Linked DNA regions of Mus musculus: region 2 is linked to region 1. Evidence: chromatin loops called from intact Hi-C (ENCODE). Cell type or tissue: left cerebral cortex. All regions are shown on one strand. Each heading gives the region's core, and the rest is flanking DNA. Links, peaks and the distances in the headings are about the cores only. Region 1 overlaps Suz12 (SUZ12 polycomb repressive complex 2 subunit). Region 2 overlaps Rhot1 (ras homolog family member T1).

The links. Peaks named below come from ENCODE experiments on the same cell type or tissue, not always from the same donor. Only the 100,000 strongest peaks of a DNase experiment are listed, where the experiment ranks them.
Region 2: a loop joins it to region 1, with 2.3 times the contacts of the local background. A loop is called at or near these places in 2 of 42 quality-filtered maps.

Annotation. Positions count from the first base shown.
Region 1 is chr11:80,015,961-80,023,960 of GRCm38, forward strand. It overlaps Suz12 (SUZ12 polycomb repressive complex 2 subunit), which reads left to right. Exons shown (of 16, transcript NM_199196.2): 9 at 3,719-3,824; 10 at 6,132-6,309. Among named protein-coding and RNA genes, the nearest start is that of Suz12, 27 kb to the left of the region's middle. In left cerebral cortex, for the core only: CTCF peaks have their summits at 4,089 (motif pointing left) and 5,556 (motif pointing right); no DNase peak of the experiment used is centred there.
Region 2 is chr11:80,209,192-80,223,182 of GRCm38, forward strand. Rhot1 (ras homolog family member T1) reads left to right here. Exons shown (of 19, transcript NM_021536.8): 1 at 1-132; 2 at 11,067-11,125. The coding sequence starts at 57. Among named protein-coding and RNA genes, the nearest start is that of Rhot1, 7.1 kb to the left of the region's middle. In left cerebral cortex, for the core only: no CTCF peak of the experiment used is centred there; a DNase peak (open chromatin) is centred at 9,956.

The DNA.
Region 1 (8,000 bases), core at 1-8,000:
GCAATAAATATACTAGAAAGCAGCGGTGGGGTCTAGTGAGGAAGTGTGAAGAGGTGCCCACACTCAGCTTCACTGATACTGTCTTCTGTGCGGCTACGGTGTGTGTGTGTGTGTGTGTGTGTGTGTGTGTGTGTGTGTGTGTGTGTGTGTGTGTGTGTGTACACATACTTATTCTTTTTACTATGCATGCATATGTTTGTATATATGTATATTTTTATTTAAATAATTTATTCTTTGTTTTGTTTTTGTTTTTTCGAGACAGGGTTTCTCTGTGTAGCCCCGGTTGTCCTGGAACTCAATATGTAGACCAGGCTAGCCTCAAACTCAGAAATCCACCTGCCTCTGCCTGCCAAGTTCTGGGATTAAAGGCGTGCACCACCACGCCTAGCTTTATTTTGTGTGTGTGTGGGTTTTTTGTTTGTTTGTTTGTTTGTTTGTTTTTATGTGTTATGCTTGTTTATTTTGTGTGTGTATGGGTTTCTTTGTGTTCCTCTGCCTGTCCTGGAACTACCTCTGTAGACCAGGCTGGCCTAGAACCAAGATCTCCCTGCTTCTGTCTCCTGAGTGCTAGGATTAAAGGCATGTACCACCATTGCCTGTCTTAATTTGTTTTGGCTTTTCAATTTTGGCAGTATATTCTTTATGTGAAAATACTACTGCTTTTGTTTCAATGAAGAAAAAGAAACTAGGTGAGCCAGGCTTGGTGGTGCACGCCTTTATCCCCAGCGCTTGGGAGGCAGAAGCAGGCAGATTTCTGAGTTCGAGGCCAGGCTGGTCTACAGAGTGTGTTGTAGGTGGATTTTTTTTTTTTTTTTTTTTTTTTTTTTTTAAAGATTTATTTATTCATTATATGTAAGTACACTGTAGCTGTCTTCAGACACTCCAGAAGAGGGCGTCAGATCCTGTTACGGATGGTTGTGAGCCACCATGTGGTTGCTGGGATTTGAACTCCTGACCTTTGGAAGAGCAGTCGGGTGCTCTTACCCACTGAGCCATCTCACCAGCCCAATAGGTGGATTTTTTTTTCTGTGAGCTTTAATTTTGAAAATTTCTAAATGTGTAGAAAAGTTCACACATTTAGAACTTGTGTAACATTCACATATCCTATATATTGATTGAAACATTTCAGATCATTTGCTTTCTTTGTTTCATTTTTGTGCTGAAACATTGAAAATAAACTTCATTTCTACTTTGCTCTGAATTTCAGCATGTATGGTTAAAGAACTAAAGCATTTCCTGACAGCTCCTTACCTGCACACAAAGGATCTAACAATAATATCATTATCATCATTATTATTATTATTTTAATGGTTCTGAGTATTGAACAAAGGGTCTACTGCATGCTATCTCCCTTCATTTCTCCCATCGTTTATTCATTTCTTTTTTTATTTTCAGTGAAAGGGATGATTTATTTTGAATTTTTTTGGCTTTTTGTCAATGTGGGTTAACATTTTTAGTGAGTTATTTTTCATTTGATCATGTTATTCATTTTGCTGCTCAAATTATCCCAAGTTTGAGTATGAGGAGTCCTTTCAAGCAGATTCCAGGATATTTTTTTTTCCATTTACATTTTCCTTAAGACTTAAAATCTCCTTTTCTGAATTAGTCTGAGAGTTCCAATTATTTGATGAGTCGTGGTATTGCTTTTAGTAAAGAAAGTATATTTGTGAACCACTGTTTTAAGATTAGGTGCATTAAATTTTTTCTTGTAATCTCACATTGAGGTCTTCTGAGAGAATAATCCAAATTTTAAAACCATGTAGATTTTGAAATGCTAAACAACAGTAAAAACCTAAGACTTAGAACAAAGGCTACCATAACCGCAGTGAACCTATGATACACAGATGTTGTAGCACATATCTTTAATCCCAATTACTTCAGACAGTAAAACAAGTAGGTTTCCCGAACACATGTTTTCAAAGCTAGTCTCCAAGAGAAGTAATTAATGAGGAAATTTGAATTCATTTGTTGAAATTTTTTGTTTTTTAAGATTTACTTTATATATGAGTATACTATTGCTGCCTTTAGACACACCAGAAGATGGTGTTCGATCCCATTATAGATGGTTGTGAGCCACTATGTGGTTGCTGGGAATTGAACTCAGGACTTCCGAAAGAACAGTCAGTGCTCTTATTAACCAATGAGCCATCTCTCCAGCCCATGGTGAAAGTTCTTGTTTCTCTGATCTAAAACTATTGTATAGGTCTTAAAGACTGAAGCATCAGGAAAGTGAAATAGATGCTAATCTGTGCTTCCTAAAATACCCTGTCTCAAAATAGTAATAGTAGCAAAAAGTTCCCATAGTCCAATAGAACAACAAATAAATGATATAGTTTTTAAAAAAGATTTATTTATTATATGTAAATACACTGTGCCTGTCATCCCAGAAGAGGACATTGTATTTTATTAGGGATGGTTGTGAGCTACCATGTGATTGCTGGAATTTGAACTTAGGATCTTCAGAAGAGCAGTCAGTTTTCTAAACTACTGAGCCATCTTTCCAGTCCAACATAATAAATGTTAAAAGAATATGTATATTTTGTTTTGTTTTGTCCTTCCCCCCCCCCTCCCCTTTTCTTCTTTTGGTTTTTTGGGATAGGGTTTCTCTGTGTAGCTCTGGCTGTCCTAGAAATCACTCTGTAGACCAGGCTGGCCTTGAATTCAGAAATCCACCTGCCTCTGCCTCCTGAGTGCTTGGATTAAAGTATGCTACTACTGCCCGTCTATGTATATATATGGTTCTTTTGTTTGTTTGTTTGTTTGTTTGGTTTTTGGTTTTTTGAGACCGGGTTTCTCTGTGTAGCCCTGGCTGTCCTGGAACTCACTCTGTAGACCAGGCTGGTCTCGAACTCAGAAATCCACCTGCCTCTGCCTCCCGAGTGCTGGGATTAAAGGCACGCGCGCGCCACCACCACCCGGCATATATATGGTTCTTAAACAGTAAACAGACCTCTGAAGTAAAAGTGCACCAAGGTGTTATTTTTATCACTTAGGAGATTGAGAAATCAAAAAGTTGATAAAGCACTGTTCATAAGGCTGAGGGGAAAGGCCTCCTAACACTTTAGAGGTAGGAGAGTGGTTTAGGTGTAGCTGTCCAAAAACCAACCATAATGTAGAATATAATGTCATGTAAGGGCAGTCAGTGCTCTTAACCACTGAGCCATCTCGCCAGCCCCTGTCCTGGTTTCAAAAGCAGGAAATCTGCACAGCTGTTTTATACTTAATGCACAAAATTAACTTGGTTTTGGGACAGACATATTATATCTGTGTAGCTACAGTAATACAAATTTCTATATAGTCTTTCTTGGTATAAACAGAGACTTAGTAAATTCCAGGATGCTAATTAAGCTGGTAGTGCATGCATTTAATCCCAGCACTCAGGCATTTGGATTCTATTGAGTGTACATAGTAGGGAGACCCTGTTTCAGAAATCAAAAAACAAAGCCAAATTTCTGGCAAGTTTATGAACATAAATATTCTACAACTTCAGGGAAAAAAAAATGTAGGCATATTTGTGTGAAGAATGCATTTCTGGGTGTGTATTACTCAAAGACAGCCTGCTTAACATTTTCCCTTTTGTTATTGCTTTTGTCAGATCTGGATTTTAGATGATTTAAAATCCTGCTATGAATGTAAACTATTATACCAACTTAATGCTTTTTAGAGTGTAGACTTTGTAATTCACATGTGACTTTATAAAGTGTGTTTTTTTTGCCAGGCGTTTACAGCTTTTAGATGGGGAATATGAAGTGGCCATGCAGGAAATGGAAGAATGTCCAATAAGTAAGAAAAGAGCAACATGGGAGACAATTCTTGATGGGAAGGTATGGATGACTTAGAGGTTGCACCTACTGTGGTTGTCAGTTCCTATTTTGATTGTTTTCTTTCTTAAAGAGGAATTGTATTTGAAATAAGGAGTCTTTTTTTTTTTTCACATTAAAAAAATTAATTTATGTGCTGGAGCGATAGCTCAGAGGTTAAGAGCACTGACTGCTCTTCCTGAAGGTCCTGAGTTTAAATCCCAGCAACCACATGGTGGCTCACAGCCATCCATAAGGAGAATGGTGCCCTCTTCTGGAGTGTCTGAAGACAGCTACAGTGTACTTACATATAAAAATATGTCTTTTAAAAAATTAATTTACTTATTTGAGATAATATGTTACTATGATCTGTCTTTCTTGGGATTCTGTAAACCATGATGGCTTCTAAGGCACAAAGATTCCTCTGCCTTCCAAATGCCAGCATTAAAGGCATGAACCACCACATTCAACACTAAATCTGCACAATATGCTATGCTTAGGTTTGGTGTGGAGTGCCTTTTCCCACCGAATCATATTGCTTGTGCTTAGACTCCCTTGGGTGTTAATAGTTAGAAAAATGCAAGCAAATTGGTCTAGTCAGAAAATGTAATAGAGGACATGGTGCTTAAGAAAGGCTGGGTGTCTTGAGTTACATCTCTACTGGGAGTTAACTTTGTGACTTTTGTCAGGTTAACTCATTTGGCCGATTTTTCTCAAATTTAGGGCTAGAATTGAAAAGGTAAAATATGAGATTGAAATCCTATTTAGAAATATGTTTTAATATCACATTTAGAAATGTTTTGTGGCCGGGTGGTGCTGGCGCACACCTTTAATCCCAGCACTTGGGAGGCAGAGGCAGGCGGATTTCTGAGTTTGAGGCCAGCCTGGTCTACAAAGTGAGTGCCAGGACAGCCAGGGCTACACAGTGAAACCCTATCTCGAAAAAACCAAAAATAAAAGAAATGTTTCATACGAGTTTTGGGATCAAACTTGGTCTGTTATGCTTTGTAGCAAGTTCTTTTACAAAGAGGCATCTGAACATCAAACAGCAACTTTTAGATAGTGGATAGTGAAGAGCAAGAAGAACTGATACCCAAAAAGATAGCCACTAAGAAAGATGAGATTTTGACAGGATTTCTCATTTTGTGTCCGTGTGTGGGGGTTGGTGGTTGGTTGAGACAGGTTTCTTTGGGGACCAGGCAGACCAGGTAAACGAGATTTACCTAACTGCCACTTAAGTGCTGGGATTAAAGGTGTGTGCTACGCCCATCCAGCAAGACTTCTGAGTCTAACTTTACTTTTTGTTACATATATCCTACGTTTTTTTTTTTTAATTACTGAAATTGGTTTATTGGGAATTAGTTTTAAATATGATTTTTATTTATTGAGACAAGGTCTTACTGTGAACAGTTATCAGCACCAATATTGGGTTCAAAATTCAACTCCGGGTTATCTCATCCCTTCTTCTGGCTTCTTTGGGTCTGCACTGAAGCACATATCTTAGCTGTGCACATGTATATATACATAATTTTTATTTATTTTTAATTCTTTTTTTTTTAAGATTTATTTGTTACGTGAGTACATTATAGCTGTTCAGATGGTTGTGAACCTTCATGTGGTTGTTGGGAATTGAAATTTTTTTAGAACTGCTGCTCGCTCCGTTGAGCCCTGCTCTGTCACCCCCAGCTTTCTCTGGCCCAAAAATTTATACTTATGTATGCTGTAGCTGCCTTGACAAACCAGAAGAGGGCGTCAGATCTCATTGTAGATGGTTATGAGCCACCATGTGGTTGCTGAGATTTGAACTCAGGATCTTCAGAACACTGAGCCATCTCTACAGCCTTACTTTTTTGTTTGTTTTGCTTTGTTTTGTTTTTTTTCAAGATAGGGTTTCTCTGTATATCCCTGGCTGTCCTGTAACTGATTTTGTAGACCAGGCTGGCCTTAAACTCAGAAATCTGCCTGCCTCTGGAGTGCTGGGATTAAAGGCATGTGCCACCCCGCCCAGCTATGATTTTTTTTAAAGATTTATTTATTATATGTAAGTACACTGTAACTGTCAGACTCTCCAGAAGAGGGGATCAGATCTCACTAAGGATAGTTTGTTTCTAGGACTTGAACCCATGACCTCTGGAAGAGCAGTCAGTTCACTTAACCACTAAGCCATCTCTCCAGCCCTTGATTTTTATTTTTTAAGGAAAAAAAAAAAAAAAGCAAAGAGTGTTCTCAGCTGCTGAGCCATCTCTGCAGCCCCAATAATGAGTATCTTCATTTCATGTCTGTAATATCTTGATGTCATCGTAACTCTGTCCTATTTTATGTATTGTTTAGAGGCTGCCTCCATTTGAGACATTTTCTCAGGGACCTACATTACAATTTACTCTTCGATGGACAGGAGAAACCAACGATAAGTCTACAGCTCCTGTTGCCAAGCCTCTTGCCACTAGAAATTCAGAGAGCCTTCATCAGGAAAATAAGCCTGGTTCTGTTAAACCTGCACAAACTATTGGTAAAAATACTGTTGCTATCTAAATAATGGTTTTAATGTTTTAGACTTAGAGTAATTCAGTTGTGGTTTGGTTGTCTTTAATTATTCAGGAAATATTCTTTGTCTTATCAAGTATCATTATTAGCTATGGTCAGTTAAGAATTTGCCTATATTAAGCCAGGCAGTGGTAGCATATGCCTTTAATCCCTGCGTTTGAGGCCAGCCTGGTCTATAAAGTGAGTTCTCAGACAGCCAGGGCTATACAGAGAAACCCTGTCTCAAAAAAAACCAAACCAAAAAAAAAGAATTTGCCTATATTAAATGTAAAGTTCTCTAAAGACTTTATTTATGACCATGTTTCTGGGAGTTTAAGTTTGTCTTTAACATTTCTGCAGAATGTTTTTTACCTTTAACATTTCTGCAGAATGTGTTTACTACCTTCAGATGTGTCTGTAATTATCTTATGTCAATTTAGAACACATTTTCCCAATAATTTGCCACAGATAAGAAAGTGATTGGTTTTCAATACATTTTTAAAATGTAAATCATTGAGCTGCATAGAATATTTACCTAGCGTGATCAAGGCCCTGGCTTCAAACCCCCTATTCTGCACCTAAATTACAGGTACAGGTAAGAGTTCTGCTGTATTAAGTCCTAACTATCTGTATCATAAGAACACTGCTCTTGGGCAGGTGAGATGGCTCAGTGGGTAAGAGCACCCGACTGCTCTTTTGAAGGTCCGGAGTTCACATCCCAGCAACCACATAGTGGCTCACAACCATCTGTAACAATATCTGACGCCCTCTTCTGGAGTGTCTGAAGACAGCCACAGTGTACTTACATATAATAAATAAATAAATCTTAAAAAAAAAAGGGGGGGGTTTTAGGGTTGTCAGGCAGTGGTGGCACATGCCTTTAATCCCAGTACTAGGGAGGCAGAGGCAGGAGAATTTCTGAGTTCGAGGCCAGCCTAGTCTACAGAGTAAGTTCCAGGAGAGCCAGGGATATACACAGAGAAAAACAGTCTGGAAAAAAATCAAAAAATAAAGTTAAAAAAAAAAAAAAAAAACACTGCTCTTGACTTTAGAGCATCTAAGTATTTTTATATCTCAGAAGAGGGAAGATTTCTCTTTGTTGTATGGTCATGTGCAACTGTTAACATGCATCAAAAGATGAGGTGTGTGTGGCCCACAGTAGATCCCTTTAATCTCAGCAGGAAGAGGCAGGTTCAAGGCTTCATAGAGCTGTTCGTGACAACCTGAATTGATTCCCAAATCCCACAAGGTAGAAACACAGAACTGACTCCTGAAAGTTGTCTTGTGACCTCCACACGTGCACCCTGGTTCCTAGGGATCTTGGATGGGAGTTGGGGAGGGGGGAGAAGCCTGAAATTCTGTTATGTGTCAGTTTTTTTCCACACAACAGTAGTTCAGCTTTTGTAAGTAATTGCCACTTCATAACACTTCATATAACAAGTGTTAAAACTTGTACACAAAGATAATAAAATTGAAAAGGTAAAAAAGAAATGACGCATGTTGTGGGAAACATTTCCTAAGTAATTCATGCTTTGGGCACTTCTCAATATATTCTTGCTAATGAAATGGGTAAAAGAATTATAGGGAAACTAGGAAACAAAAGCTTTATGACAGGAGATTGTATATGTGATCATTAATTTTGTCCCATACTAAATAATAGTACTTAAATATTTGACA
Region 2 (13,991 bases), core at 5,279-13,278, 200 kb after region 1:
ATCGCGGGGAGAGCGGCGCCACGGGCTGGACGCTCCCGGCGTGAGGCGTGCGCTCCATGCGTGCGGGCCGAGTGCGGCCCCTGCGAGCCTCCGACATGAAGAAAGACGTGAGGATCCTGCTGGTGGGAGAACGTGAGTCCGCGCCCTGCCCGGCCTCGCAGCCCGGGTGCCCTCTCCAAGCCTGCCAGCCCCTTTGCTCTTCCCTACCGTGGCCCTCTGCTCCTCGCAGGCCTTGTCCCCCTTCAGTCCCTAACGCCCGGTCCTCTCGCTGCGAAAGCTGTCGCCGTCGCCACCACCTCCTCGAGTTCTTTCCTCTTGGGCCTCAGCGTTTGTCGGGCCACCTCCCGTCCGACCCTCTGGTCGCCTGTCAGTCACTCATTGCCAGGCAGATGTTGGAACAGGCAGACTGAGCACTTGGGACTGCGGGAACCGGCTGGCGGGGGACACTAGGGGGAGGAGGAGTGCAGAAGTAGTCGACTTGGGAGCAAGGTCAGGTCTCTGGAATTTTTTTTTTTTTTTTTTTTCACTTGCTGCCTTCACTGCTACTGTGCATGGGCATTAAGAGAGAGCGTTGGCTTGCTTGAGTAAGTAGCTCAGTAGTAGAATTCTAGCATGCATAAAAACCTGGATTCAGTCTCCAGCACCAAGAAGAAAAAAAAGAGCTTAAGATAGCGGGATTTTTTAAAAATTAGATTTTTTTTTTTTTTTTTTTGCCGTACTTGTGTCGAACAAACTCCTTCAAGTTAATAATATGAGTATTGAGTGAACGATACTTAACTAGGGAGGGATCTTTAGATGGGGCGATTGTTACCCTAAAAGTCTTAATTTTCGCTCCTTGTTAGACATTCCATAGTTCTGTAGTAGTTCTTTTAATAAGAGCAGGCATATAGGGCTTCCGAACAGGCACATGTTCCCATGCTCTTTAAAGATAGATCTCACTTTTTTCCTGGTAAAGAAGACAAAACAACAAAAACAACGCTTTTGCTGGCTGATAGGAATGCAGTATAGAGCAGGGATTTCTGATCTTACTGCGAGGTACATGACTTAATCATGGCAACTAAGTTAAAAAGAGGGGTTCATTAGTTCATGTTTTGCCATTGCTGATTTGAAGCATTCTATTATAAACCACTCAATTATATCTTTAAGTAGCCTCTCTAGGTCGCTGTGATACATTCCTAAGGAGGAAAGTGTACATATTAAGAAAAAAAAAACAATTTTGGGGGGGTGGGGTAGGGTGTGCTCTTAGGGCCCAGACAGAGCAAGTCAGATCCCTCGGAGCTAGAGTTACAGGTGGTTTGAGCCACCAGACTTGGGTTTTCTGCTTTTAACCACTGCAGCCCCAAGTCTGCTGGCCTCAGAAAGGGGCGGGAGGGGAGGAAACGACTGTGGACTGTTGATCCGTGTAGCTGTAGCAGCTTTTGGGAGAACTCTAGTCAAAATTGGGAACTAAGCTCCCGTGAAGCATAGTTTGCTTTTTTATTTTCAGTTATGGGTTTTTGGCCTTATTTATAATGGTATCTTACTCTTTCTTTTGCATCAAGTTCTCTAACAGTAAAGGAAGACATTATTTAAGGCATGGTTGGTGCTGATACATTTGGGGGAAAATTAGGGAAAGTGAGCAGGTGACCCCTTAATTGTATTTTCTAAAAGTCTAATGCTTTTTAAAACTCAATTTGTAAAAAAGATATTTTGGATTTGGTGTTCAATATAGGAACCGATGATACAGCATTAGTGTATAGACTGAGTAGAAATGCTATACATGCTGGGCGTGGTGACGCATGCCTTAATTCCCAGCACTGGGGGGGTGGGGAGGGGGGCGGGCTACAAAGTGAGTACCAGGACAGCCGGGGCTACACAGAGAACCCTGTCTCGAAAAAAAAAAAAAAAAAAAAAAAAAAGAAGTGCTGTACATATGTCAGATTCAGTGGCACCGTAGGACATTTTACATTAACTTTAACAGTATTACTTAGGAATATGCAGAAGTTTAAAATTTGTTAGAAAAAGTATGTCATGTAGTCCTGAAAGCCAGCTAGAGAATCGGAACAACTCTGTGTGGGTTTTCTGACCACAGGGAGCAAGTTATAAGAGAAAGCCTTAGCTTTTGAAGGAGACCCTGCTTTTTCCTAAGAGGATGGTGCCAACCATGTGGTTGGCACACATCTGTGAGCCATTACTCAGGAGTCTGAAGTAGGAGGATGGTTAATCAAAAATTTTCAAGGACTAGCGTGTGTAGCTTAGTGGTAGGGCACTTGCCTTACATGTAAGAACTTCTGCTCAATCTACAGTATAGCGTAGATATAGGGTAAGGTTGGCATCAAAGCGTTAGGCCATCTACTACTATTAAGAAAGCAAACTATAAGCCGGGCGTGGTAGCACACACCTTTAATCCCAGCACTTGGGAGGCAGAGGCAGGTGGATTTCTGAGTTCGAGGCCAGCCTGGTCTACAGAGTGAGTTCCAGGACAGCTAGCATGGTTTCACAGAGAAACCCTATTTTGAAAAAGCCCAACCAAACAACTAAACAACTAAATAAACCGTATCACATGTATATATTTTCCATCCCCTTCTTCTTTTTTCCCCTCTCTACCCTTTTCTCATTAAGGTAAAATACTAAGTTTGCTAGGCTGCCTGGGAAGTGGTTGTATAGTGACCTGGAACTTTTGGTCCTCCAGCTGTACCTCAAAGGCCAGGATTGCTGGTTTGTCCCACCCTGCTTAGTTTTTGTGGTGCTTTGTATCAAGGCTTAGTGCTTGCTAGGTAGCACTCCACCAAGTGAGCTCCTCAGCTCTTATACAAATGCTTTCACAGTTTGAAATGTTAGAAGTATAGTTATACTTAATTGAAGTATAGGATATCAGTTATTTTAATGAGTAGTATTTGGTAGGTAAATCCTTTTTTTTTTCCCCTTCAGTTTTTCAAAAATGGTTTCTCCGTATAGCCCTGGCTGTCCTGGTATCCTGGAACTCATTCTGTAGACCAGGCTGCCCTCGAATTCAGATCTGCCTGCCTGTCTCCCAAGTGCTGAGACTAAAGGTGTGCACTACCACCCAGCCTGAGCTTTACTTCTTACGCACGCGTGCGTGCATGTGTGCGTGTGTGTAGGTGTAGGTGTGTAGGTCTGAGGAGAGCTTGTGGGAGTTTGTTCTTTTCGACCATGTGGGTTCTGGGGATTGGACTTTGGTAGTCAGGCTTTGAGGTAAATGCCTTCACCTGCTGAGCAGTCACACAGGCCCTACTTTTTGAGTTAATGTAAATACTTGTCAGCCTTTAGCCTAGCTGTAGCATTTTAAATCCTAGATTTAGGGCTTACACTTGTAATCCTAGCACTCAAGTGGGGAGCCAGGGGGGAGGAGATCACCACAGGTTCAAGGCCAATTTGGCTTATCTTAGTGAGTTCTGGCAAGTCTAGGCTACATAGTGAGATACTATCTTCAAACACAAGTACACACACACACAAAGATTTTAAAATTAAATGACTAAATGGTATGTAAGTGTGTGTCAGAGACTATTTTAAAATATATCTGGCTCATTATCTATTCTTCTGATATTAGACAAAAGTTATTTTGATTTGAGGTTTTGTGTTTTGTTTTGTTTTTTAAAAGAATTATTTATCTTATGAGTAGAATACACTGTTGCTGTCTTAAGACACACCAGAAGAGGGCATTGGATCCCATTAGAGATGGTTGTGAGCCACCATGTGGTTGCTGGGAATTGAACTGAAGACCTCTGGAAGAGCAGTCGGTGCTCTTAACTGCTGAGCTATTGCTCCAGCTCGTGATTTGAGTTCTTAATATGCTTATTTAAACATCTAGTTTTCATTTGCTTTCAGATGGTTGCAGGTGGGGGAGGCAGAGAGAAGGAACAGCCATCCATTCTGGTATGGTGAATTTCAAGTCTATTCTTCTGGGTCATTCTGTTATTTTGTGTTTCTGTCAGTGTCCTCCCTGAGCCAGGCAGGGCCACTTCATTCATTGACTCTGAAGTGGTGATTGGTTTCCGTGTTGTATTAGCTCAGTCATCTTGCTCTACCGGTGCAGTGAAAGGATGTCTTCTTGGACCATTCTCATGCATCTGGGCATCATGCTACTAACTGCTTTCTGCTTCGTGCAAAGATGAAGGAACTTAGGCTGTTTATAAAGTCTTGAGACATTTTGTTTGCAAAGAATGACAAAGTATTTTAAATGCCATTTATGTCATCACTTAATTTATCAAATACCATTCAAATCAGATCAAAAGTGAATTACTATTATCACAGAACATATTCCTAAAAGTCTTTAAAAGTGCACTCACATGAAGCCTAGTCTTCAGGTCATAATTTTTCATGTTCAGATCTGACACCTTTCATCTATGCACTCGGGAGGCAGAGGCAGGTGGATCTCTGAGTTTGAGGCCAGCCTGGTCTACAGTGCAAGTTTTAGGAAAGCCAGAGCTACCTTATAGAAAGACTGTTTTTTCAAAAAAAAAAAAACCAAAAACAAACAAATAAGCTTCCCTTTAGCTAGGTTTGTTATACTATGCTTAACAAAATACCCTTGTTAATCATAGCATTAGCAATACTTTATTAACCAATTATTTAAATATCATGGTTAACATTAATGGTTACTTTTTTGTTTTGCTTTATTTTTCAAGACAGGCTTTCTTTGTGTAGCCTTGGCTGTCCCAGAACTCACTCTGTAGAATAGGCTACCCATGAACTCACAGACATCTGCCTCCCTCTGCCTCCCAAGTACTGGGATTAAAGGTATGTGTCAGAACGGCTTTGCACAAAGTATTCTGTATGAAGTATATAGGGACATTCTTTCTATGTCCCTAGCACCTATGAATCAAAATTTACCCTTAAAGGCTTAAAGACTTAGGAGATGGCTCAGTTGATAAAGTGTCTGTCACTAAAACATGAGCACCTGAGCCTGGATCCCCAGCACCTACTTAAAAATGCTGGGTATGTAGCTGGAGAGATGGAGAGCAGATACAAGCACTGACTGCTTTTCCAGAGGTTCTGAGTTCAATTTCCAGCAATCACATGGTGGCTCACAACCATCTGTAATGAGATCTGATGCCCTCTTCTGGTGTGTCTGAAGACAGAAACAGTGTACTTACATACATGAAATAAATAAATAAATAAATCTTAAAAAGGCTGGGCACGGGCTGGAGAGGTGACTTGGTGGGCAAGAGCACTGACTGCTCTCCCAGAGGACCTGTGGTTGGGTCCCAGCACCTATAAGGTGGCTCAGACCATATGTAACTCCAGTTCTAGGGTGTCTGACGCTCTCCTCTGGCCTCTGCTGGCACTGTGCACATGTGGTGCACAGACATTCACACAAGTGAAATCCATATAAATAAGTCTTAAACAAAACAAAACAAAACAAAAAACAAAAAGCTGGGCTGGTGGTGCACACCTTTAATCACAGCACTTGGGTGGCAGAGGCAAGTGACTGTGAGTTTGATGCTGATCTGGTCTACATAGTGAGTTCTGGGACAGCCAGGGCTATATAGAGAGCTCCTGTCTGGGAAAGGGGGCCAAGGGGCAAGGCTGGGTGTGATCAGATGTGTCTGTAATCCCCAAATAGTAGGAGTGGAGACCGTCAGATCCCCTAGGAGTCAATAGCTAGCCAGCCTACTCAACCAGTGACTGCCATCTTCTGTGAGAAACACTCCTTCAAAAGATAAGGTGTAGAGTAATAGAGGAACACACTTGATGTTAACTCTTGCCTGTACATGACAACTTCAGCTCCAGAGCATTTGATGCCCTGCTCTGGCCTCCTTGTCATCTTTACTGTCAATGTCCCCTTTGCAATAGGCCTCACCTGTTGCAAATGTCTGGTGCAGAAATGTAGTTTGATAGGAGCCTCTTCAGGCAGCTGGAACTGCCCTTTGGACTAATAAGTTAATGGTGAAGAAATCTGAATTTCTTCATGTACACACACACACACACACACACACACACACACTTTAAAAAAAATAAAATAAAAAAAAAATAAGACTGTAGTTGGGCCATGTGGCTAACACATGTAGTCCTAGAATTTGGGAGGCTAAGACAAGATGATCACTGTGGCCCAGGTTACATAGTGAGTTCCAGGTCAGTCTGGGCCTCAGTGAGATCAAACGAAACAAAAACCAAGAGAGGATGGTTGTAGATAGGGGACAAAGAACATGAATATCTTTTACATAAAAATCCAGCATAGTTTTCTTAAAAACCTCAGGCCAGCTGAAATCTGGGGCAAAGGTGCTTGCTACCAACTTTCACCTGAGTTCAGTCCCTGGACCCACAGGATGGAAGGAGAGAACCAACTCCTGAAAGCTGTCTTCTGACCTTTACACATGCACTGTGGCAAGTAAATGCACGCTTGGAAACACACACACACCCCCCCAATGCTCGCCAATGTCTTATTTGCTCTCCTGCTAGTGGCACTTTGTTGATCAGACTTGGAGAGAGGTAGATCATGGTATTGACAACATTTGTCCTGCAGGCTATCACTTACCTATGATCAGTGAACTCACTATGTAAACTGGGCTGGCCTTTAACTCACAGATATCCACCTGCCTCTGCTTCTCAGGTGCTGGAATTAAAGGTGCATGCCCTCAGCTGGGTGTGGTGGTGCACGCCTTTAATCCCAGCACTCGGGAGGCAGAGCCAGGTGGGTTTCTGAGTTCGAGGCCAGCCTGGTCTACAGAGTGAGTTCCAGGACAGCCAGAGCTACACAGAGAAACCCTGTCTCGAAAAACAAAACAAAACAAAAAAACAAACAAAAAACAAAACAAAACAAAACAAAAGCTGCGTGCCCTCACACTTGCCTAAACCACCATACTTTTAATTGTTCCTTGGTAACAACATAGTTCTCCCCTCCTTCTTTCCCTCCCTTTCCCCCTTCTGACAGAGGTATCACTTGTAGGCCAGGCTTGCTTGGAATCCATGGCAGTCCTCTGCTTTAGCCTGCTATTATAGGGAAGAACTTTGCTGGGATTATTTTTCCAAATGCTAAAAGTTATTAATCAAAAATATAACTGCATAGTCATCCCCCACTGTATTCTAATCACAGTTGCTTTGGAAGAACCAAGCCTATTTTTTGTTTTGTTTTGTTTTGTTTTTGTTTTTTGAGACAGAGTTTCTCTGTGTATCTCTAACTGTCCTGGAACTCACTCTGTAGAGGAAGCTGGCCTTGACCTCAGAGATGTGCCTGTCTCTGCCCTCTGAGTATTGGGATTAAAAGTGTGTGCCATCATGGCTGGCTATAGATGGAATTGCCTCAGCTTGTTTTCTAGATGATGTAGGATATGAGCAAATAAATAAAATCACACACTGGGAAGTGGTAACCGATGCAAATGACTTTAAGCAGCTTAGCCATTCTTGGGGCTGCTGTCTGCTGTGTCCTTGTCTTCAAGTATCAGTAAGATTGTTCAGTTGTCATCTTTACTCCTGCCACTGTCCCCTTTGCAGTAGGCCTCCCCTGCTAGTCAAACACTGAAAAGAGGCTTCTAACCCCCTCAAGTTTACTTGTTCACTGGAAAACATTACACTTATGACCCTGCAAATGGGGAGAGGCAGGAGGAAGGGTTGGAAGGACCTGGAGCTTAGAGTGGAGTTAAAGTGTACCACCTTCTGATGTGTTCACTAACCTGGAGGGTCTCCTGAGATGTGAAGATTAGAGGTCTTATTTGGAATCTCTTTTTGTAGGCATGAGTTTGCAGAATACCTCTCCTTGGACGGTACCGGGCCTTAAATCCAGAATCTCACTCACTCTTAAATGCAGTTGGATTCAACCTTTTTCAATCTCTTTCTAGGTTTTAGGATGAGTCTGAAGGTTCCAACCTCTACTCATGAGGTTGGATTTTTCTGGTGACAAACCCTTATTCTGAAGCTATCTTGCTTGTATCCCCTAAATGAGCCCTGTCAATAGAATAAGTTTGTTTGTACTGTTATTTATAAGAAATGATGTGGCTATTACTAGGAAATTGCAAGGGATTTTGAAACCACTTGTCATACTTGATTACTCTTGGCTTTCCTCATCCAAAACTATTATGTCTCTTCTGTACTTTTATATCTTATCATGTCTTTAGGGCACTTCCATCCTACCACAACCTAAAGACCCCCAGAGATACCACAGCTCTCACTGTCTGCACCAACAACTTCTGTGCTTTGTTATGTAGAATTCCAACCTTAGCTTTTTATTAAGAACAGATTGGATACAATGATTTTTACAGTTCATTTTTGTTTTTTGCGACAGGGTTTCTCTGCTTCTGCCTGCTTCTGCCTCTGAGTGCTGAGATTAAAAGTGTGTGTCACCACACCTACCTAGAGGTTTTGTTTGTTTGTTTGTTTGTTTGTTTGTTTTTGAGACAGGGTTTCTCTGTGTAGTCCTGGCCCTGGGACTCACTATGTAGACCAGGCTGGCCTCAAACTCAGAAATCCACCTGCCTCTGCCTCTCAAGTGCTGGGATTACCGGCATGCGCCACCACTGCCTGGCTAGAGTTTATTTTTAATTGTTATTTTATTATTTACATGTGTGTGCATGAGTATGTGTTTACATGTGGAAGTCAGAGGACAACTGTAGGAGTCAGTTCTCCTGTGTTAGTTCTGGAGGTTGAATTCAGCTTGTCAGGCCTGGCAGCAGGTACCAGACCCCCTGAGTCATCTTGATGGCTATATTTTATTTTTGTATTGCTTCAGCAGTTGCCTGATATTCAGTTTGCAGAATACCTCTCCTTGGACGGTACCGGGCCTTAAATCCAGAATCTCACTCACTCTTAAAAGTTTTTGGAGGCTGGAGAGGTGGTTGAGTGGTTAAGAGCACTGGCAGCTCTTTTAGAAAAGGACTTGGGTTCAATTTCCAGCACCCACATGGCAGCTGACAACCACCTGTAGCTCCAGGTCCAGGAGATCCAACACAGTCTTCCGGCCTTCATGTGCAATGCATGCTCATGGTGTACATACATATGCATTCAGATGAAATGCCCACACACGTAAAAATAAATACATCTTAAGAAAAGAAGTGTTAGAGAAGCGTTGGATGGTAGAAATGGCTTCTCTGGCAGTGTTGGTGTACCTGGGCAGAGACGTCCAGTCAGGTAGAGCTAGAGGTCCTCCATTCATACAAAATTAGAAGGTTTGCTTTATTAGCTACTTGTGTCCATGTAGACTGTAAAGATGTATGTTACATTCATAGTGGCTTACTACAGATTATATAGCACAGAAGTTGTTGGTGGAGACAGTGAGAACTGTGGTATCTCTGGGGGTCTTTAGGTTGTGGTAGGATGGAAGTGCCCTAAAGACATGATAAGATATAAAAGTACGGGACTGGTGAGATGGCTCAGTGGGTTAGAGCACCCGACTGCTCTTCCGAAGGTGTAGAGTTCAAATCCCAGCAACCACATGGTGGCTCACAACCATCCGTAACAAGATCTGACCCCCTCTTCTGGAGTGTCTGAAGACAGCTACAATGTACTTACATATAATAAATAAATTAAAAAAAATATAAAAGTACAGAAGAGACATAATAGTTTTGGATGAGGAAAGCCACGTGAGGAGGGGGACAGGACTCACTGTGGCTTTTTAGTGCTTGTACCTGTGTGAATCATGGAATGGCCTTGTTTGCGCGACTTGCCTGAGTAGGCAGCAGCAGTGGGACATAGGGTGAGGAGGGTGAGCTGCGGCTGGACAGCGTCCCTTCCCCTCCTTCCCATTGGTATGGTTCAGTGGGAGCAGGGAGGAAGGTGAGAGTCCAGGAGGCTGAGCTGGAAGGGGTGTGGACGAAAGTAGAGTGGACATTTATATTGTCGGTAGATTGGTGAGGGCTAGAAAGTTGGGAACTGGGAAATGTTTAAATGAAATACCAGAATTAGGCAAAAGGGCAAGCAGAGACAGACGTAAAACCACAGGCTGGGTTTAGCCCGGCAGGCGCCAGTGGTTCTAGCACTCAGGAGGGAAGGCTGCTTGGAGGACTGCCTAGGAGTGCCAGACTAACTTGGGCAGCGTGGTAGGTGTCCTCTAATAGTAACAGTGAAATTTAACAGAATTTCAGTGCAAAGTAGGAAACATGAATCAGAGGTGGCAGTTTGTCTTGCTCTTAGAAACACTGTTGGCTCTTGATGAGAACTCTGAAGCTGGCTGTGACAGCCATTTTCATTTTCATTAGTAGTGAATAAAGTTAAGAGATTGGATATTAGTATTGTATTTGTAGTCAGTTTCCTTTTTTTGCATGCTTTTATATATGTGTGTGTGTATATATATATATGTATATATGCGTATACATATATACACATATATATTTGGACTTGTATTTAGGATTTGTACTTTGCCCCTGTGGCAGGGATTAACTGGCAGTCATCTGTTTTTCTCTAGAGGCTCCTACAGACTTGGTTAGTAAGCACTTAGGTTTGACAGTAGTAACTACATGATCATAAACGTATCTGGAGTAGAGAAGTCAGATTCCAGAATAAAGAGTGAGATTTTACCTGTCCTTTATTAAAAGGATCACTGGGACAGAAAACTTAGTGTTTTACCTTGTTACCAACCCTTTAAATACAGAACAAGAAGGGAGGAGCTTCCCATGGAGCGGTCCAGGCGCTGAGGTCCCTGTGTCGCTGAGGTTGGAAGCTGTGTGTTCTCTTGTGAACAGAATTAACAATGTCATCAAACACACAACAGCCGTGCACTAACTTAATTCCACTTCAAGGAACTTAGGCTGTAGAATATGAGTTACAACATTATTCATAAAGGTGAAGATTTAGAAATGATCTTTAGAAATTTAATTTAGAAAATTAGGCAGCTTATATCATGGGATAGAGTCTTGTACAACTCTGAGTAGGTGATGCAGGAAGGGTTTTGTTACTGTACTCTGTTCTGTTCTCTTGTCAAACCTGACATCCTAGTCCCCCCGCCTCCCAGGAGGCTGGAGTTAAAGGCAGGCAGGCACTGGAAGTGCCGGTACACCCGAACTGCAGGAGGCCTACGGAAAAGGTCTTATAGTTGTCTTTCCCCTGTACAACTAATCAACTCCCTATGTGGCTACTGGATTTGAGTTTCTGTACAACCAAAATGTTTTGTTAAGTAATGATTTTTCTCTTAACAGCTCGAGTTGGGAAGACATCACTGATTATGTCGCTGGTCAGTGAAGAATTTCCGGAAGAGGTAAAAACATTTAATTGTTGTGAGTTTTTGTCTTTTTTTTTTAAATAAAAAGTAAGTTAAAATGATGTCAATGCCATCTTCATGTGTTTCTTCAACAATTAGAACTTTTAAAAAGCGCATTAGTTTACAGAGGACATCACCTTATGAAAGAGCCCACGCTCTTCTCACTTTATGCCTTGACTTTACATTAGCATTTTCTCTTACATTCCATGAGTGTGTTTGCACGCATGCACACATGCCGTAGCACAGTGCGGAGATCACAGGACAGCGTGTGTGAGTCACAGTTTTCTCCTCCTCCTACGTGAGGCCTGAGGGTCCACCTCAGATTGCCAGTCTGCTTGGCAAGTCACTGAGCCATCTCACTATCCGGTCACCTTGCCATTTGTCATTTCTGGATCTTGGTCGTCTCAGTTTTAAAGTGGTGGGAAAAAGGAACTGGAGATCATATCGTTTGTGTAGTCTGTTCTTAGGGGTAAAATCCCAGCCACCACATGGTGGCTCACAACCATCTGCAATGTGATCTGACGCCTTCGTCTGGTGTGTCTGAAGACAACTACAGTGTACTCATATACATAAAATAAATAAATCTTTAAAAATAAATAAATAAATATGAAATGCCACCAGAATCCAGTGGCTTTAGGTTTGCTATTATAACTACTATTATTGCTGTTTTGAGACAGCGTCTCATGTACCCCAGAGTAGCCTCAAACTTGTTATGTAGCTCAGAATGACTTTAAACTCCTGATCCTCCTGCCTCCACTTCCTCGGTGCTGGGATTACATGTATGTGCCATCATACTGGGCTACACTTATTCAGTTTGGGATCCCGGTGTGAGGGGTGCTGGCTAAGCCCTCCTGTGTGAGGGTGCTGGCTAAGCCCTCCTGTGTGAGGGGTGCTGGCTAAGCCCTCCTGTGTGAGGGGTGCTGGCTAAGCCCTCCTGTGTGAGGGGTGCTGGCTAAGCCCTCCTGTGTGAGGTGCTGGCTAAGCCCTCCTGTGTGAGGTGCTGGCTAAGCCCTCCTGTGTGAGGTGCTGGCTAAGCCCTCCTGTGTGAGGTGCTGGCTAAGCCCTCCTGTGTGAGGTGCTGGCTAAGCCCTCCTGTGGCGTCGGGGTCTTGGGAGACAACAGCATCAGTGCAGCAGCATAACAGAATTTTGGATTTTGTTGTTATTTGTTTTGTTTATTTCTAGGGACACAGTCTGGTTGCCCTCAGACTTTCTATGTAGCCAGGCTAGTCTTGAACTTCTTGCTAATTCTTCTACCTCTGCCTCCCAAATACTGAGATTATAGGTCTGGCTTGGTTTTTGTTTTTCCAAAGTATCATTAATGTCAGAGTTTGAGGCTGGAGCGATAACTCAGTACTTAAAAGCACTTGCTGTACTCCCAGAGACCGCATGTTAGGTTCCCAGCACCTGTTAGCTGATTTTAGCTGCCTGTAAAGCTCATGGCTATCCACACGTGTGTGTGAGTTTCTGCCCCCTAACACACACACATGTGGCATGCACATACACGTGCCTGCACACACAAGTAAAAGTAAAACTAATGTCAGAGTTTGCATTAATCCTTTCTTTACTCTTGTTTAGAAAGAAATAATCTTATAGTTTTGTTGCTGAGCTAGGAATTTGATGCGTCACATGGCAGTGTCTTTGTTGTTCTGGTTTTTTGTGGTAGCTGGGATTGAATCCAGGGTCTTGTATATACCAAGCAGGAGCTTCAATTCACTGCTGACCGGATCTCTCCCCTATGTAGCGGTTTCAGCATTCAAAATTCCATAGCTGCTGCTTTGTTCCCCTTTGCATTAAAGAAGAATCAAGTAGTAATTCCTTAATTTGAAAAGTGGAGTATATTATGGAATCATTAACATTAATTGAGAATTGGGGTATAATACCTAAAAGTTCTCAGCAAAAGTTTATCTGAAGAGCTAACAAGATGGCTCAGTGAGAAAAGATAGCTGCTGCCAAGACTGACCACCTGATTTTAGTTTCCAGGACCCACATGGTGGAGGTATAAAACTGACTCCATACTGAACTCCACTGTGTGCTATGATGCCCATGCACATAAATAAACAAACAAGTTTAAAGAATCGTAGTTAGTTCCTATCCAGCTGGAACTGCATAGAGAGACCCTGTCAGAAGGAATAAATACCTTTGAAATGTTTAACTGGAGTTAGAGTTGTTTTAGGACGTTTCTCTTGAGTGTGGATACTTTTTTTTTTTTTTCTGTAATTAAAAATCATACAGTTGGGGTTGGAGAGAAGGCTCTGTCAGCAGTTAAGAGCACTGGCTGCTCTTCTCCAGGACCTGGGTTTGATTCCCAGCACCCCGGTAGCTCACAGCTATCTGTTACTCCAGTTCCAGGGGATCCAGTATCCTTTTCTGGCCTCTTGTGGCACCAGATATACATATGGTTCACAGATATGCATGCAAGCAAAACCCATACACATAAAAATAAGTTAATTAACTAAAAAGAAAGGACTGAGCCTCTACAAAACAGTTTTGTAAAATAATATGCAGTCTTTCTGAAACATGGAATTATTAAACACAAGGCGTATGGAGCCGAACAGTTTTCACCCAACCTAGACGAAATTAATGTGTATTGGTTACCTTGAAGATTATCATTTTGTTTTGTGTTTTTCGTGGGTTTGGCAAGGCTGAGGATAAAACCCAGGACCTGCATGTGCTAGACAAGTTCCCCATCACTGCGTGACACCCATCAAGACTGCCTTGGATTAACATAGCTCCTTATTTGTAAAGTATCTTAAATTCTTAGCAAAGTAGAACAAGCACCACGTATTTAAAAAATCTAATATTTCAGTATTAAATTGAATCGTTTTATGTTTTTGAAAAACTTGAGATACCCTGACTACAGA